Regions from separate parts of the Homo sapiens genome. Here region 2 is linked to region 1. Evidence: chromatin loops called from intact Hi-C (ENCODE). Cell type or tissue: CD4-positive, alpha-beta T cell. All regions are shown on one strand.

What was found. Hi-C counts contacts between places; a loop is a spot of excess contacts. Peaks named below come from ENCODE experiments on the same cell type or tissue, not always from the same donor. Only the 100,000 strongest peaks of a DNase experiment are listed, where the experiment ranks them.
Region 2: a loop joins it to region 1, with 3 times the contacts of the local background. A loop is called at or near these places in 11 of 110 quality-filtered maps.

Annotation. Positions count from the first base shown.
Region 1 is chr19:13,876,506-13,884,505 of GRCh38, forward strand. It overlaps NANOS3 (nanos C2HC-type zinc finger 3), which reads left to right and starts at 629. Exons shown (of 2, transcript NM_001098622.3): 1 at 629-1,260; 2 at 3,937-4,252. The coding sequence starts at 744. The coding sequence ends at 3,998. BRME1 (break repair meiotic recombinase recruitment factor 1) reads right to left here. Exons shown (of 9, transcript NM_001345843.2): 8 at 6,803-6,895; 9 at 5,843-6,447. The coding sequence ends at 6,297. RefSeq lists enhancers at 3,491-3,640, 4,764-4,853, 5,444-5,593, 6,419-7,264. In CD4-positive, alpha-beta T cell, CTCF peaks have their summits at 3,772 and 3,977; DNase peaks (open chromatin) are centred at 3,806, 4,396, 4,816, 5,736 and 5 weaker places; H3K4me3 peaks cover 1,572 bases; H3K27ac peaks cover 1,063 bases.
Region 2 is chr19:14,476,164-14,484,163 of GRCh38, forward strand. It overlaps GIPC1 (GIPC PDZ domain containing family member 1), which reads right to left. Exons shown (of 9, transcript NM_005716.4): 4 at 6,526-6,843; 5 at 4,430-4,615; 6 at 4,142-4,322; 7 at 3,249-3,361; 8 at 2,521-2,602; 9 at 1,599-2,404. The coding sequence starts at 6,813. The coding sequence ends at 2,253. Among named protein-coding and RNA genes, the nearest start is that of PTGER1, 4.8 kb to the left of the region's middle. RefSeq lists a silencer at 261-743 and enhancers at 2,184-2,699, 3,785-4,379. In CD4-positive, alpha-beta T cell, CTCF peaks have their summits at 4,071 (motif pointing left) and 4,272; DNase peaks (open chromatin) are centred at 708, 2,110 and 4,078.

The DNA.
Region 1 (8,000 bases):
CCTCAGTTTGCTCATCCATTCAATGGGGGTTCCACTAAGACAACCGATGTGAAAACTCTTGGAGGGAGACCAGAGCTGGGGGCCGGGGGGCATGATCCTTCCCCCCTACCCCCGCAACCAGCCCATGAGCCTGGGACTACCACACTCCTTTCAGAGACAGCTGGAGCATCAGCAACCTCCCGCCTGGACACACACACACACAAAGAACCCAGGGGCACCTGGCCACTCCCCCGCCCAGGGGAAGGAAGAAAAAGTTATAAAGAAGTTACTAAGTTAACTTCTTTAAGTTACTGGTAACTGCTAGTCTTTGGGGGTGGGGTTTCCAACCCATTCTCCCCATCCTCCAGTGGGGCTGGAGGGCTAAGGACTCCTACAAGGAGGGGAGGCAGGGTAGCCCCCCAATTCCCTGGAGGTGTGTACGGGGGGCTGTGGTGCACCTCGCAGGATGCCCCCCCACACACCCTGTGTCCTGTAGTCCCCCGGCACAGCCAGAGGCCATACAGCCCTTTAGGAGGAGTATTAGTGGGGCACCAGGCCCCCCTGTGACAATAAGGAACCTCCCACAGCCTGCTCCTCCCTCTTCACACCCCCTTGGAGGTAAAAGGAGGGTCGGCCAGCACAGACTCCCAGGCTCCAGAGAGGGGAAGGAAGGGGCAGCAGAGAGGGGTCAGAAGGAGGGAGCTTAAGCCAGGCAGGGTTACTTGTCTCTGTGACTCCTTCCGCCTGGCACATGCTGCCCAGCTATGGGGACCTTTGACCTGTGGACAGATTACCTGGGTTTGGCACACCTGGTTAGGGCTCTGAGTGGGAAAGAGGGTCCTGAAACCAGGCTGAGCCCCCAGCCAGAGCCAGAGCCAATGCTGGAGCCGGTGTCAGCCCTGGAGCCGATGCCAGCGCCGGAGTCGGTGCCAGTGCCGGGACCCAAGGATCAGAAGCGCAGCCTGGAGTCCTCGCCAGCTCCCGAACGCCTGTGCTCTTTCTGCAAACACAACGGCGAGTCCCGGGCCATCTACCAGTCCCACGTGCTGAAGGACGAGGCTGGCAGGGTGCTGTGTCCCATCCTGCGGGACTACGTGTGTCCCCAGTGCGGCGCCACACGTGAGCGCGCCCACACCCGACGCTTCTGCCCACTTACTGGCCAGGGCTACACCTCCGTCTACAGCCACACCACCCGAAACTCGGCAGGCAAGAAGCTGGTCCGGCCTGACAAGGCGAAGACACAGGACACAGGCCACCGCCGAGGAGGAGGAGGAGGAGCAGGTGCCTGCACAGGTGGCTGGGGGGGACCTGTCCGAGGGTAGTGGCTGAGCCCCCCTGTGAAGTAAGATTAGCCCCAGTACCCACCTCCAAGGGTTAGGGGAAGACCTTAGAGAGAGCTTAGAACAGCAGTTGATTTTATTTACGTATTTATTTATTTATCTTGAGACAGGTCTCTTTCTGTTGCTCAGGCTGGAGTGCAGTGGCGCCATCTCGGCTCACTGCAACCTCCACCTCCTGGATTCAAGCGATTCTCCTGCCCCAGCTTCCTGGGTAGCTGGGATTATAGGCGCGCGCCACCACACCCGGCTAATTGCCACCATGCCCGGCTAAATTTTGTATTTTTAGTAGAGATGGGGTTTCACCATGTTGGCCAGGCTGGTCTCAAAACTCCTGATCTCGTGATCCGCCCACCTCGGCCTCCCAAACTGCTGAGATTACAGGCGTGAGCACCGCACCGAGCCAGTTTGTTTATGTATTTATTTATTTATCTTGAGACAGAGTCTCTTTCTGTCACCCAGGCTGGAGTGCAGTGGCATGATCTTGGCTCACTGCAACCTCTGCCTTCCGGGTTCAAGCGATTCTTCTGCCTCAGCCTCCTGAGAAGCTGAGATTACAGGCGCCTGCCACCATGGCCAGCTAATTTTTGTATTTTTAGTAGAGATGGGGTTTCACCATGTTGGCCAGGCTGGTCTCGAACTCCCAACCTCGTGATCCACCCTCCTCAGCCTCCCAAAGTGCTGGGATTACAGGCATCAGCCACCACATCTGGCCCGCAGGGTTATTATAGATGCAGAAAGAAGACTTTTATTTTATTTATTTATCAATTTATTTTTCTTCCTTTTTTTTTTTAATTTTTTTTTTTGAGATAGAGTCTCGCTCTATCCACCCAGGCTGGATGGAGTTCAGTGGTGCGATCTTGGCTCACTGCAACCTCTGCCTCCTGGGTTCAAGCGATTCTCCTGCCTCAGCCTCCCGAGTAGCTGGAATTACAGGCGTGCACCACCATTCCTGGTGTGTTTTTTTTTTCCTCCCATAGAAACAGGGTCTTACTATGTTTCCCAGGCCGGTCTCAAACACGGCTTAGGTGATCCTCCTGCCTAGGCATCCCAAAATGCTAGGATTATAGGCGTGAGCCACCACGCCTGGCCCCAGTGAGGTTTTCTTTCTTTCTTTCTTTTATTTGATTATTTTTCTGAGATGGAGTCTTGCTCTGTCACCCAGGCTAGAGTGCAGTGGCGCGATCTTGGCTCACTGCAACCTGTCTCCCGGGTTCAAGCGATTCTCTTACCTCAGCCTCCCGAGTAGCTGGGATTACAGGCACCCACCACCACGCACGGCTAATTTTTGTATTTTTAGTACAGACGGGATTTCACCATCTTGGCCAGGCTGAGTCTTGAACTCCTGACCTCGAGATCCACCCGCCTTAGCCTCCCGAAGTGCTGATATTACAGGCTTGAGCCACCATGCCTGGCCCCCAGTGAGGTTTTAAAAGAGAAACTCGTTCTAGCAACTTAAATTGCCTTTGAGGAAGTCAGCTAACAGAGGAGGGGCCAGTCTAACTAGGTGTGTTTGGGCACTGCCTCCCCCAGCAGACTGTGAGCTCCTGGAGGATAGTGACTGGGAGAGGACGACCCCTCCCAACTACTCTCAGGCAGCTTTGCAGTGAACATTTCTTAAAGTCATGAAAGGGTCAGGTGTGATGGCTTACACCTGTAATCCCAATACTTTGGGAGGCCAAGGCAGGAGGATCGCTTGAGCCCAAGAGTTTGAGACCAGCCAGGGCAACATGGTGAAACCCAGTGTCTACAAAAAATTAGCTGGGCATGGTAGTGTGTGCCTGTAGTCCCAGCTACTTGGGAGGCTGACGAGGGAGGATCGCTTGGGTCCAGGGGACAGAGGCTGCAGTGAGCTGAGATGGTGCCACTGCACTGCAGCCTGGGCAACACAGCAAGACCTCGTCTTAAAAAAAAAAAAAAGCACTGGTCATGGTGGCTCATGCCTGTAATCCCAGTACTTGGGGAAGCTGAGGCAGGTGGATCACCTGAGGTCAGGAATTCAAGACCAGCCTGGCCAACATGGTGAAACCCCGTCTCTACTGAAAATACAAAAAATTAACTGGGCATGGTGGCATGCGCCTGTAATCCCTGCTACTCGGGGGGCTGAGACAGGAGAATCGCTAGAACCCGGGAGGTGGAGGTCGCAGTGAGCTGAGGTCACGTCACTGCACTCCAGCCTGGGCGACAGAGTGAGACTCCGTCTCACAAAAAAAAGAAAGCATGAAAGACTGCCTCCAGGAGAAGATAGTGTTTCCTGTGAGGTTTGATGCTGTCTCACTGGGAGACGCTGGAGGCCAAAAGGACATAGGGAAGATGGTGTCCTGCGGCCAGCCTTTCTGATGAACAACTTTTGGGAGTAACAGATCCGGGGACCCCAGAGCACGGCGGCCACGAGAGGGCACCACAGTCGCAGAATCGGAACTCCTGTGCTTTGTCTCGGGCTCTGGGTCCCAGCGGGGCCGCCCGGCGGAGCCAGAGACGTCACGGGGTCGCTGTCTCCGGAGCAGCCCCTGGGTGGCGCCAGAGGTCCAGCAGGCCCGGAGGCCGAGTCCGTGGGCAACTTGGGGAGCGTTGAGTCATCGCCTGTGATTAAGCATTTCTCTCCCTCCCCCTCCACTAGGTTTCAGAGGTGCCGGGAAGTCTGAGCCTTCGCCCTCCTGCTCTCCCTCCATGTCCACCTAGGAGGCTGCCTACACCTGGGCAAGGGCACCCGGGCTCGGCTGGATTTCCAGGAAGACCCACCCTATGACGACTGCCCCCACTCCCAGACCCTCCCCCCAGCCTGGGATTGAGCCCTGGGGATGACCCGGGGTTGGCAAGGGAAGAGCTGAAATCGCCCTGTCCTTGGGGACCCCACCCTTTGTGCCATCTGCCGTTTCCCTAGTGCTGGGCATCCAGTCAGCCCTCAATAAATGCTTATGAATGGATCAACAACAGACAAGCCCTGGTCTTGGGACAAGGTGTAGTGTGAACCTTGCTGGGAGTCCTGTACCTAGATCTCCCCTTCTCCTTCTTTGAGTTTCGGCACCCTGGGGTGCTGGGGTGAGCTGCTTTGTGCAGAGAAACACAAGTGGGTGCCTTGGGGTAGCTGGGGGGGTTCATGGCACCTCAAAGCCAGATCGACATCATGAGACCCTTTCTGTGGACATTTGGTCTTTCAGCCACCCCCTGCACTGACATGCAAGATGGGTGGACTCCTCCCATCCCACCCCCAGCTCCGTACTGGAGGTGGGGGCTTCATTTGAGGAAGAAATTGACACACAACTAGACAGAGCCCCCCCCCCCGACATCCTCATCACTAAGGAAGGTGAATGTTTATGTCACCATGGATGCCCCAGTGACAAGCCAGGCAGTTTAGAGCAAGGGAGGGACATTTAGGGGGCAGGGAATGGGACCATGTCCTGGGTGGGCTTGGGCAGGAGCAGAAGGATGGGGCTGTTCTGGCAGGGCGGGGGGGAAATGCATGTGGGGGAATCCCCACACCCCTGCCTGCCTCCTCCACCTCCAGATCTTGTCCTGTTGGGGCAACAGGTGGCAGTGCTCAGGAAGCCAGTGCGCCCACTGTGCAGTCCACATTCCTACCCCGCCCCCGTCCCACAAACCAGCCCTGAGGCCTGTGGTCTGGCAGCGGGGAGCAGGAATCGAGCTCTTTGCTGTCCCCTCTGCCCTTGGCTTTCCGACTTAAAAGACTTAAATTGGAACCGGAGGCCCTGGGGATGGGGGTGGGCTCTTGCAGACAGCTGGGTCGTGGAGGGGGAAGTGGGGAGGAGGAGAAAGAAAACAGAAGGATCCCAGCGGCTCCCAGGGTCTGGGAATGGAGTTACAGTTTCCTAGGGCAGAGCCGCTGGGGCTGGAGACCCGGGGAACTGGGCTTACACCAGGGCATGTCCTGGTGGACAGGGGGCTCACCTGGGTGTGAACCCACCCTGCTCTTTCCTCCCCTCCTGCATCAGGTCTCCAGGGTGTAAGGCTGCAGGGTGGGAGGAGGACCCCGCCTGAGCCATGGGAGCTGGGGTGCAGGAGTCACAGAGTGCTTCATGATGTCGAAGGTCCAGTCAGCCTTTCAGTGACAGATTTCACAGAGGCATTGTTTTCTGTAAACTGGGGATGACAGCAGCCCCTGTGGTTGCTAACAGGACTGTCATCTGGCTCGAGAGGCTTGCGTGGGATGAGAAATGCCACGACTTCAGCCATGTTTGCATCCATAACCTCCTGGGATGGCCTCCTTCCTGTCTGGGGCCCACAGGCAGCTTGTCCTGGAGGATGGGCCAAGCCACCGGAGCGCAGGACTCACCCTGCAGCTGGATGATCGCCCAGGGCGTCTCTTAGGCTTCGACCCGCGTGTATGCTCAAGAGCCTGCACACAGATGTGGGCACACAGTCACCCACCCCTGGAGATTCGCCCCCCCCTTGCTTTCCCAGGGAAGCTGAGGCATAAAACTCGTAGAGGGCGAGGAGGAGGAAGTGGGTAGAGAGGTTTGTGGGCGGAAGGTGAAGGAACTGAAGCCTCAGCCCCAAACAGCAGGTCACGGGGCCTCTACAGAATCATTTATTATGGGTCTTCCCAGAAGAAATAAAATGGAAATGGGGAGAAAGAAAACAAAGGGAGCTCTCTTCTCCTCCAGGAAAGAAACAAATTCTGAACCATCCATACTTGGCTCAGGACCCTAAAATTTGCAAATCCGGACAGGATGGGCCCTGCTCAGAGGTGGCCAGCTTCCTGGAGCCCAGGCCCGCTTGAAGTCACTGGGGCTGTGGGAGACACAGTTTCCCTCCCTGAAGCCAAGGGTGGCAAATGACCTTGACCCTGGCCAGGTGAGGCCAGGACCTCACGGCCTCCTTTGTGTTGTCCATGGAAGACCAACTTCCGGGCAACTGAAGGGAGGTTTGTAGGGTCCACTAGGACCCCCTGGAGCATCTTGGAGGAGGTCTGCGGACATGGGGGCTGGGTGGCAAAGGAAACACAGACCTCAAAGTGGCCTACAACTCCCTCCAGGGTGGGTCCCCTCGAGGGATATTCCCAGGCCCCTTGGAAGGGTAAGGCAGGGGGGCTTTGCCTCCCAGCTTTGTCTTCCGGTAGTTAAGGCGCTTGAAAGCTTCCAGGTCCCGGTGGGTGCCCATGATCAGCCGGCTGTGGGGGAAACACAGGCATGCGTGTGGGGCTCAGTGGTCACCAGGTGACAGAGGGGGCCGCGCCTCACAGCCACATGGTCACCAATGACTCAGGTGCACACACACGGCTCACACACGTGCACATAACCAGAAAGGGCCTGTTGTAGCACAGGCTGGGCCTGTTGCAGCCTTTCTTCAGAGCCTGTGTTCTGCAAAGGACGGGGGAGGGGGGCCACGGTGAGGACCCAGCAGCAGTGAGGTGCCTGACCCTCGCTGCCCACCTAGGGGCTTCACACTTCAGTCCCTCCCTGCTCCTCTGAGTCCCCACTGGCCTCCCGCAGACCCTGTGCCGTGAGTCCAAGCCCACCCCGTACTTCAGGTTGGAGAGCTCAACGATGAGGCCACGCACGACGTTGGTGGCATCCTCCATCCTGGAGGCCTCAGAGGCCTGGATCCCCACGAAGGTCCTGGCCAGCAGGGAAGGAAATTGAGAGTGGCCCGACCTCACTGGACTACCAGAGCTCTCCAGTGGGAGGGGCTTCCGCAGGGCCTCGCGCCATCTTTTCCAGGTGTCCAGCCTGTCCTCCTCTGTTCACGACAGAACCCTGATGGCCAACCCAGCTGGCTCCACTGCCCAGCAGGCCCAGAACCCAACCGCTTCTCCCCTACCTGCCCTGCCCTCTCAGGACGCTGCTGCCACCGCCTCCCTATCTCCTGCCCCTGTGGCTTGTCCCCCACAGGCACTGGGGGCTGTGAACTTGGAAACCTAGCTCAGAGGCAAGCCCTCTCCTCCCGCAGCTGTGCACCACCTGCCTGCCCCGTGCCCTCCCCTCATCCCCCGCTTCTCCCCTCCCCTCGGCTCTAGCCACACTAGACTCCTGGCCATTCCTTGAGCACCTCTCAGGATTCTGGAATGTTCTTTCCCAAATGTCTCCTCCTGGTGGTGGCTTCCCTGATTCCTCCTTACATTTTAACCCCTTCTCCGCTGCCTTTTTTTCCCCAACACTCTGCCATCTGACTATCTAATCTGCTGTCTCTCATGTCCCCACACCCCGAATCCCCCAGTAGCATTCAACTCTGTGTTTTGTCCCACACTGCCTCCCCAGCACCCAGGGCAGTGCTAGAAAGGCCAGCCCAGATGGCATTCATATCCTTGGAAGGTTTGGGAGGTCAAGGTGGGAGGATGGCTTGAACCCAGGAATTCAAGACCAGCCTCGGCAATGTAGTGAGACCCCCATCTCTACAAATAATACAAAATTAGCCAGGCATAGTGGTGCGCGCCTGTAGTCCCAGCTACTCAGGAGGATGAAGTGGGAGGATCAGTTGAGCCTGGGAGATGGAGGCTACAGTAAGCTATGATCCTGTACACCAGCCTGGGCAACAGAGCAAGACTCTATCTAAAAAATATCCCGCCAGGCACGATGGCTCATGCCTGTAATCCCACCACTTTGTGAGGCTGAGGCAGGTGGATTACTTGAATCCAGGAGTTTGAGACCAGCCTGGGCAACACGGCAAAATCCCATCTCTAAAAAAAAATATACAAAATTAGCCGGGTGTGGTGGCGGGTACCTG
Region 2 (8,000 bases), 600 kb after region 1:
TGCCGCCACATCCCTGAACTCAGGGTCTTACCCCCAGCGCCGGGACGCACCCAGAGTTACTGCCTCAATTCCAGCCCCTCCCAACACCCCAAAATGCAGCCCTCTGAGATGATCACCCGAACCACCCTCCTTAGTGCTGGGAAATAGGGTCTCACTTGGCACCCCGAGAGATACACACACGCACACACACTCCTTATTGCCAAAACTGCCCCTGACCACACTCTGTTTGACTTTCAATGACCCCTCAACAATCCCAGACAGGCCCCACCAGCACACTCCGTACACCCAAGGCACAAGAAGTGACACCCCCCGCCGCTGGACACCAGAGACCTAGCTGGCCACCCCCACCCTCACCCAGAAACAGCAACGCCCTGAGACACACACACCTGCACCCCTAGAGACCCCTAGACCTAGCCAGCACCCCCACCCAGGAAACAGCAACACCCCGAGACATACCCTGACACCCCTGAACACCCCAAGGCCTAGCCAAGCACCCCTCCTTGCCCCAGAAACAGCACCCTAAGACACACACCCCCACACCCCGGGACACCCCAAGACACAGTCACTCCGTTGCACTCCCCACCACCAGACACTGCCAGTTACACCTGCAATTGCCCTGGAACACAGAGCCGGTTATCACATCCCTTACCCACGACACAGCCCTCCCTCATTGCGTCACGAGCCATCAACACTCTTGATAGACTCACAGTGCTACCCAACACCCGAGACACACATAGCCACACCCCTTCACCACCGCAAGCGGCTCCCAGCACAGACACCTGAGGAGCCCACAGGTGCCCGGGGATGCCCTGAGTCACCAGGACTGCGGCTCCCCGACTCCACCCGGGTCTGTCCACCAACACCCAGCCCCCAGGGTCTTCCCCTTTTCCCCCTTCCCCTCTTCCTGGTGGCCCAGTGCCCGCCCGCCTTTTGGAACGAGGATTGCAAGCTGGCCTCGGACTTCCCCACAGCCTCTCGGCTCACCCCCAAGCATTCCTGTGGGGCCTTCTGGCCCAGCGCCCCTTGCTTCAATCCCTTCCCTTCCCTCCAGGTCTGGCCAGGGTCCCACCCCGCCTTTCCCTGATCACCCTCAATCCTCGAAGATGAGTGGGTTGTCAAAACAAGTATGCTGGGTTTATGTCTAGGACAAAGCAGGGTGCCCCATGGACGCCTGCGTGTCCAGCATTGGGCCGGGTGGGGTGGGGGCTGCCTCACGCCTGCCCCCAACCTCCCGGTGTAGGGGTGGGGCTCTGGCAGGCCTGAGGTTCCATCTTTCTATTTCCAAGCCAGGTTTCAATGCCCTGGTGCTCCCCACGGTCCGGGGGTTGTCACCAGCTGCAGACAGCAGCCTTGTGAAGCTCCAGGGGGTAGGAGGCCTTGTGGGAGAGGGGGCAGGATTTGAACCCTCAGTAGTCCAGGAAGCTCTGGCCCTGCCTGGAAGCCTGGTGGCCTGCAGCCAGAAGGAACAGTGGGAGGGGGCAGGTGGCTTGGTGCCAGCTCCTAATTCAATTTGGAGCCTGCGGAAGATGGATTTCAGCTGCTGAATTCTTTCTCAGCCCCAATCTTCCCCCTCTCCCACCCCGAAGCCACACAGGTCCAACAGCAGATAGATTCTTTATGTTCAAGACAGCAAATTCAGATACAAAAACCCACCGCCATCGTCCCTCCCTCCCTCCTGCTCTGGGCCAGGGATGGGCCTGGAAGGAGAGATGGGAGGTGGGGAGGAGGTTGCGGGGTTCACAGCAGACTCGTGTCAAATGCGGAGGTAACAGGCTCCACAGGGAGGGGGCTCCTCTCAGGAGGGGTGAGGGCATTATTGCATTTGCTGGGGGGAAGGACAACCCTCTCCCCTGTATTCCCTGCGTCAGGAAACTAGGAAGGTCATGACCCCCAAACAGAACCCAAGGCCCCAGGGAGACAGAGGGACCAGTTTGGCAGCTGATGGTGGAAAGTGGTGGAGGCGGGGGTGGCCGCCCAATTTGGCTGATCCCTCCCCTCCCTGTGCCTGACCCAGCTGAGGTAGGTGGGGAACAGGGCACAGGGGGGCCGGGGACCCCGGCCAGACTGGGAACCAGGGAGGGGATGGTACCGATTGGAGCGGGGCAGGGGGCCTGGCCCCACCTCCCCTCACCATCGTCCTTGGGCTGCTGAGCTAGGCTCAGGCTGGAGGCTCGGGTCCTGACGTCAGTGTCCCTGCTGGGGGCCCCCACCAGGTTGCGCCCGGGTCATCATCGCAGGGTCCGGGGGCAGTCCTAGTAGCGGCCGACCTTGGCGTCCCCAATGGCGCCCCAGACGTCAAAGACGAACTCGTCAGGGAAGGCAAAGTCACCCAGCCGTTCGTCCAGGGCCTCGGCCAGCTCATCCGGGTTCCTTTTGTCCTTTCCCAGCTCCACCATGGTGGCCGCTATTGGGGGAGGGGTCAGAACGGAGGCACAAATGACACCAGGGACCAAGGGGCTCAGGGTGGATTCGGCCCCCAGCAGACCTAGATGCCCCCTCCCCCAGGCAGCCCTCACTCACCCAGCTCCGTGTCCCTGATACCCATGTAACTCTCCAGCAGGTCATCCACCTTCTCAATGGCCTTCTCTTCAAAGGCAGAGGGCTGGGGGCCAGGGAGGGGTGACAGCGACATCATAACAATGTGAATATACATAGTAATTGGACGGACTGCCATTGTCACCACTTTACATATATTCGTATTTAGACCTCAGGACAACCCTGAGAAGGTGGTATCGGTGTTCAGCTCATCCCCATTTTACTGATGGGCAAACTGCGGCCCATGTGCCCAAGGAAGGTCCCTGGGAGCTGGGAAGTGGCAGAAGTGGACTAGAATCCAGGCTGTCTGCCCAGAGTCCCCTCAGCTAACAGGTAATGCTGCCGGTTATGAAAAGGAAGGGAGGGCTGGGCGCGGTGGCTCATGCCTATAATCCCAGCACTTTGGGAGGCCAAGGAGGCTGGATCACCTGATGTCAGGAGTTCGAGACCAACTCCTGGCCTGGCCAACATGGTGAAACCCCATCTCTACTAAAAATACAAAAATCAGCTGGGCATGGTGGTGGGCACCTGTAATCCCAGCTACTTGGGAGGCTGAGGCAGGAGTATCGCTTGAACCTGGGAGGCAGAGGTTGCAGTGAGCCGAGATTGCACCACTGCACTCCAGCCTGGGTGACAAGAGTGAGACTCTGTCTCAAAAAAAAAAAAAAGAAAGGGAAGGGATGCCGGAGATAGGGTCCGGCTGGAGCACTCACCAGATCCTCCACCGTGGCGGGGCCCCGGGATCGGAGCCGCAGGGTCCCTCGGCCAGTGCCCAGTTGTGGGCCAGAGCCAGGGCGGCCACCCGCTGAACGCTGGCTGATCATGTCTGTGGGAGGCAGGAGAGGAGTGAGTGTGGGGGAAGCTTGGTTTTAGCACGTTCTGGGCAGGAACTTGTCCTTCCTGGCTTTCACCACCACCCCAAACTTCTCCAGGCTTCTGCAAGTTTCTGGGGGCTGGGGCCGGGGTGATCCCAGGAGGGCAGGAATCCTGACTCAGGCCTGGCATGGATGTGGGGCAGAGCAGGGGGAACAGCTGGGGGCCAGGAATAGGAAATGCTGGAGGGGAGACTGGAGGGGCCACTTCTGCTCCCAGGGGCTGGGGGACAGGAAGCAGGTGTACCCCAGCCTGAGTCTCCAGCTGCCTGAGTCCGTCTCCTCTTGGCCAAGGGGGTATGGCTGCTGGGCCACAGACCAGCCCTACCTGCCCAGGGAAGTGATTTAGTCCCCCACCCCCACCTCAGGGGCCTGGGGCCCATTCCTGAGAGTTAGTGAAGCCAGATGGAAAAGTGGGGGGGCTGGCACTGAGCAGTCAAGCCTGGCCTGTTGGGGATAGGGGGCTGGCCAGGGCTGAGGGCGCTTGGCTGGGCTAATGGCCCCTGGAAGCTAGGTGTGAGGGCAACTTCCTCCTCGCCCCCGCCCTTCTCCCAGGCTGGGCCAAGGGCCAGCACCCCGTCTGGGGTCGGGAGGAGCTGCAACCCCTTCCCTTTCTGCAACCCCTTCCCTTTCGGCAGGCCAGGCTTGGGCGCCACCTGCTGGCCGCTCCCGGCACCACCGCCTGCGCCCATGCGAGCAGCGCCACTGGGGAGGTCCAGGGGGCGGCTCCTCACCGAAGGCCTTGCGAGGCTCCGTGAGCTTCAGCGTGAAGGTACGGCCTCGGGGCAGCTCCTTGAGCAGCCGGGCCACCTCGTAGTGCCGGCAGCCCAGCAGGCTCTGCCCGTTAATGGCCTCGATCATGTCGCCCACGCTGATGAGGTGGATGTGGTCGATCACGCTGCCCTCCTTGATGCGCTGCGGGGGCGGGGAGTCATCAGCCCTTGGGGCTCTGCCCTGGTTTCCGGGGTCCCATGGCCCACCCTCACTCCCAGGCCTCCGGGGTGCCCCGTCTCCCCAGGCACCTTGATGAAGGCGTAGCCAGCCCCGTTGTCCGTGATGGTGAGCCCGAGTGCATCCTCCGACTTGAACACCTCCACCTCCTTGCGCTGCCCCTTCACGTGGGCGAAGATGAAGTCCTCCAGCCCGATCTGGCCCCCCAGGAGCTTGTCCATGTCCACTTTGTGGGTGTTCAGGGTGCAGAACATCACCTGCAGGGGTGGGAGACGCTGAAACCTCTTCCCCCTCCCTCCCCCTTTTCTAATCACCACTGGAGGGCGAAGGGAGAGAGCTGGGAGAGGACTAGGGGGATTCCATCCCAGTAACTCATCACCCACTGAGCCTGAGCCAGGGCCACAGCAGGGCCCACATTAGCGTGTCAGCTCTGCTAGGACTAGGATTTAGTTTTCCTTTCTCTTTTTGAGACAGGGTCTTGCTCTGTCACCCAGGCTGGAGTGCAGTGGTGCCATCATAGTCACTGCAGCCACAACCTCCCAGATTCCGGCAATCCTCCCACCTCAGCCTCCCAAGTAGCTGGAACTACAGGTGCTCGCCACCATGCCTGGCTAATTTTTGTATTTTTTGTGGAGATATGGGGTCTCACTATGTTGCACAGGCTGGTCTCCAACTCCTGGGCTCAAGTGATCCTCCTGTCTCAGTCTCCCGAGTAGCTGGGACCACAGACACGTGCCACCACACCCACATAGTTAAAATAATTTTTTTTAGAGATGGGAGCCTCATTATGTTGCCCAGGCTGGCCTGGAACTCCTGAGCTCCAGTGATCCCCCCATCTCAACCTCCCAAGTAGCTGGGACTATAGGTGTGCACCACTGTACCCAGCTAGGATTTCGGTCCTAGCAAAAATTCATTGCTGTGCCAGGTGCGGTGGCTCACGCCTGTAATCCCAGCACTTTGGGAGGCCGAGGTGGGCAGAACACGAGGTCAGGAGATCGAGACCAACCTGGCCAACATGGTGAAATCCTGTCTCTACTAAAAATACAAAAATTAGCTGGGTCTGGTGGCGGGCGCCTGTAATCCCAGCTACTCGGGAGGCTGAGGCAGGAAAATGGTTTGAACCCAGGAGGTGGAGGTTGCAGAGAGCCAAGATCGTGCCACTGCACTCCAGCCTGGTGACAGAGCAAGACTCCATCTCAAAAAAAAAAAAAAAAAAAAAAAAAAAATTCATTGCTGCTTTCAGGGAACGGAGCCTGGCACACAGTGAGTGCTCAGGAAATGCTTGTGGAGGACACAGAAACTCATCCCACTTAGGGAGACCCCTGCGTCTACTTCTTGCTCAAACCCACTATTGCCCTCCTTGACCCCCTCCCATCTATCCCCACAGTGCTTGGCACCAGGCAAGCCTGCCTCCCACAGCGTTGAGTTTCTCCAAGGCATCACGGAGAAGTGCATCTCGTATCTGGCCTCTAGCCTCCACCATCTCATGGGGCACTGGCCTCCCAATGCCTGACAGGAACTCAGCATCCAGCCCTGGCCATCAGCTCCCACAGTCTGTAGAGGTGCAGGCCTCTCAGTGTCTGATGGGAACTCAGCATTTAACTGTGGCCATCAGCTCCCCACAATCTACTGGGGTGCAGGCCTCCCAACGCCTGATGGGAACTCAGCGTCCAGCCCTGGTCGTCAGTTTTGCACAATCGACTGGGATGCAGGCCTCTCAATCCATCCATCCAATCAATCCATCCAGCCCTGGCCTCCCACAGTCCATTGGAGCTCAGGTCTCTCAGTGCCTGTTGGGAACTCAGCATCCACCCCTAGTCTTGCACAATCTACTGGGGGTACACCCCTCCTAATGCCTGATGGGATGTCAGCATGCAGCCCTGGCCATCAGCTCCCACAATCCACTGGGGCACAGGTCTCCCAGTGCCTGATGGGAACTCAGCATCCAGCCCTGGCCTCCAGTTCCCCACAATTCACAGGGGCACAAGCCTCCCAGTGCCTCATGGGGACTCAGCATCCAGCCCAGGCCATTGGCCCCCACCACTGAGTGGGGCCCAGGCTCAGCATCTGCAGCTTCAGCATCTGAGCCCCAGCTCATGAACAGGATGCAGGCCCAGACCTCTGGTCCACCATCAGGGACCCTGGTGCCCGGCTCCCCAGTGGATACCTCGGCAGTTGGCAGGCGGAAGGCCTCGGCGATCTTGCCATACAGCTCCTTGACGTTGGTGAAGCCCTCGATGCGGCCAGTGGGACTGCCATGGGCCAGCTGGGTGTGGAACACGAGGCGGGGCCGCAGGGCTGGGGGAGGGGGGGGCAAGCCCATTTGGGGGCCCCCCGACCCACCTCCGCCCAGAGGCCCTGGCTCCCCCACGCCCAGCCCTCCACGGCCTGGCTCAGCCTCCTCATTTTCCACTAGAGGGGGCGCCTTTTTCCGCCGCCCCAGTCCCAGCGGCATGAGCAGCGAGAAGTGGGGTCACCAGAAGATCTGCAGGACAGGAAGTGGGGCTCAGGGCCTGGGCAGAGGCCTTGGGTGCCCCTCCCACACTACTCGAACCATACAGGCCCAAGGAAATACTCAGAGAACAAATTGGCCTCGGTTGAAATCCTCATCTCTTGTATAGTGACAGGACACTTATATAAAAGTAATAATAGGGCTGGGTGCGGTGGCTCACGCCTGTAATCCCACCACTACGGAAGGCTGAGGTGGGCGGATCACTTGAGGTCAAAACTTTGAAACCAGCTTGGCCAACATGGTGAAACCCCACCTCTACTAAAAATATAAAAATTAGCCGGGTGTGGTGGTGTGCACCTGTAATCCCAGCTACTTGGGAGGCTGAGGCACAAGAATAGCTTGAACTGGAGAGGTGGAGGTTGCGGTGACCCAAGATCGCACCACTGCACTCTAGCCTGGGTGACAGACTAAGGCTCCGTCTATAAATAAAATAAAATAAAATAAAAAGCTCACACCTGTAATCCCAGCACTGTGGGAGGCTGAGACGGGAGGATCACTTGAGGTCAGGAGTTCGAGATGCCTGACCAACATGTCGAAATCCCATCCCTACCAAAAACACAAAAAAATTAGCCAGGCATGGTGGCGCATGTCTGTAATCTCAGTGATTCAAGAGGGTGAGGCATAAGAATTGCTTGAACCCAGGAGGCAGAGGTTGCAGTGAGCCAAGATCACACCACTGCACTCCACCCTGGGCAAAAGAGCAAGACTCTGTCTCAATAATAATAATAATAATAATAATAATAATAATAATAATAATAATAATAATACCAGCTAGGATTATTGCTTTGTGACCTTCCTTGTGTGTTTCATTTGTTGTTGTGACAGGGTCTTGCTCTGTCACTTAGACTGGAGTGCAGTGGTATAATTAAAGCTCACTGCAGCCTTGATCTCCCAGGCTCAAGGGATCCTCACACCTCAGTCTCTCAAATAGCTGGGCCCATAGGCACATGCCATGAAGCTCAGCTAACCTTTATTTTATTTTTTTGAGATGGAGTCTCACTCTGTCCCCTAGGCTGGATTGCAACGGTGTGATCTTGACTCACTGCAACCTCTGCCTCTCAGGTTCAAGTGATTCTTGAAGAAGAGACCCTGACTCTTTTTTTTTTTTTTTTTTTGAGACTGAGTCTCAC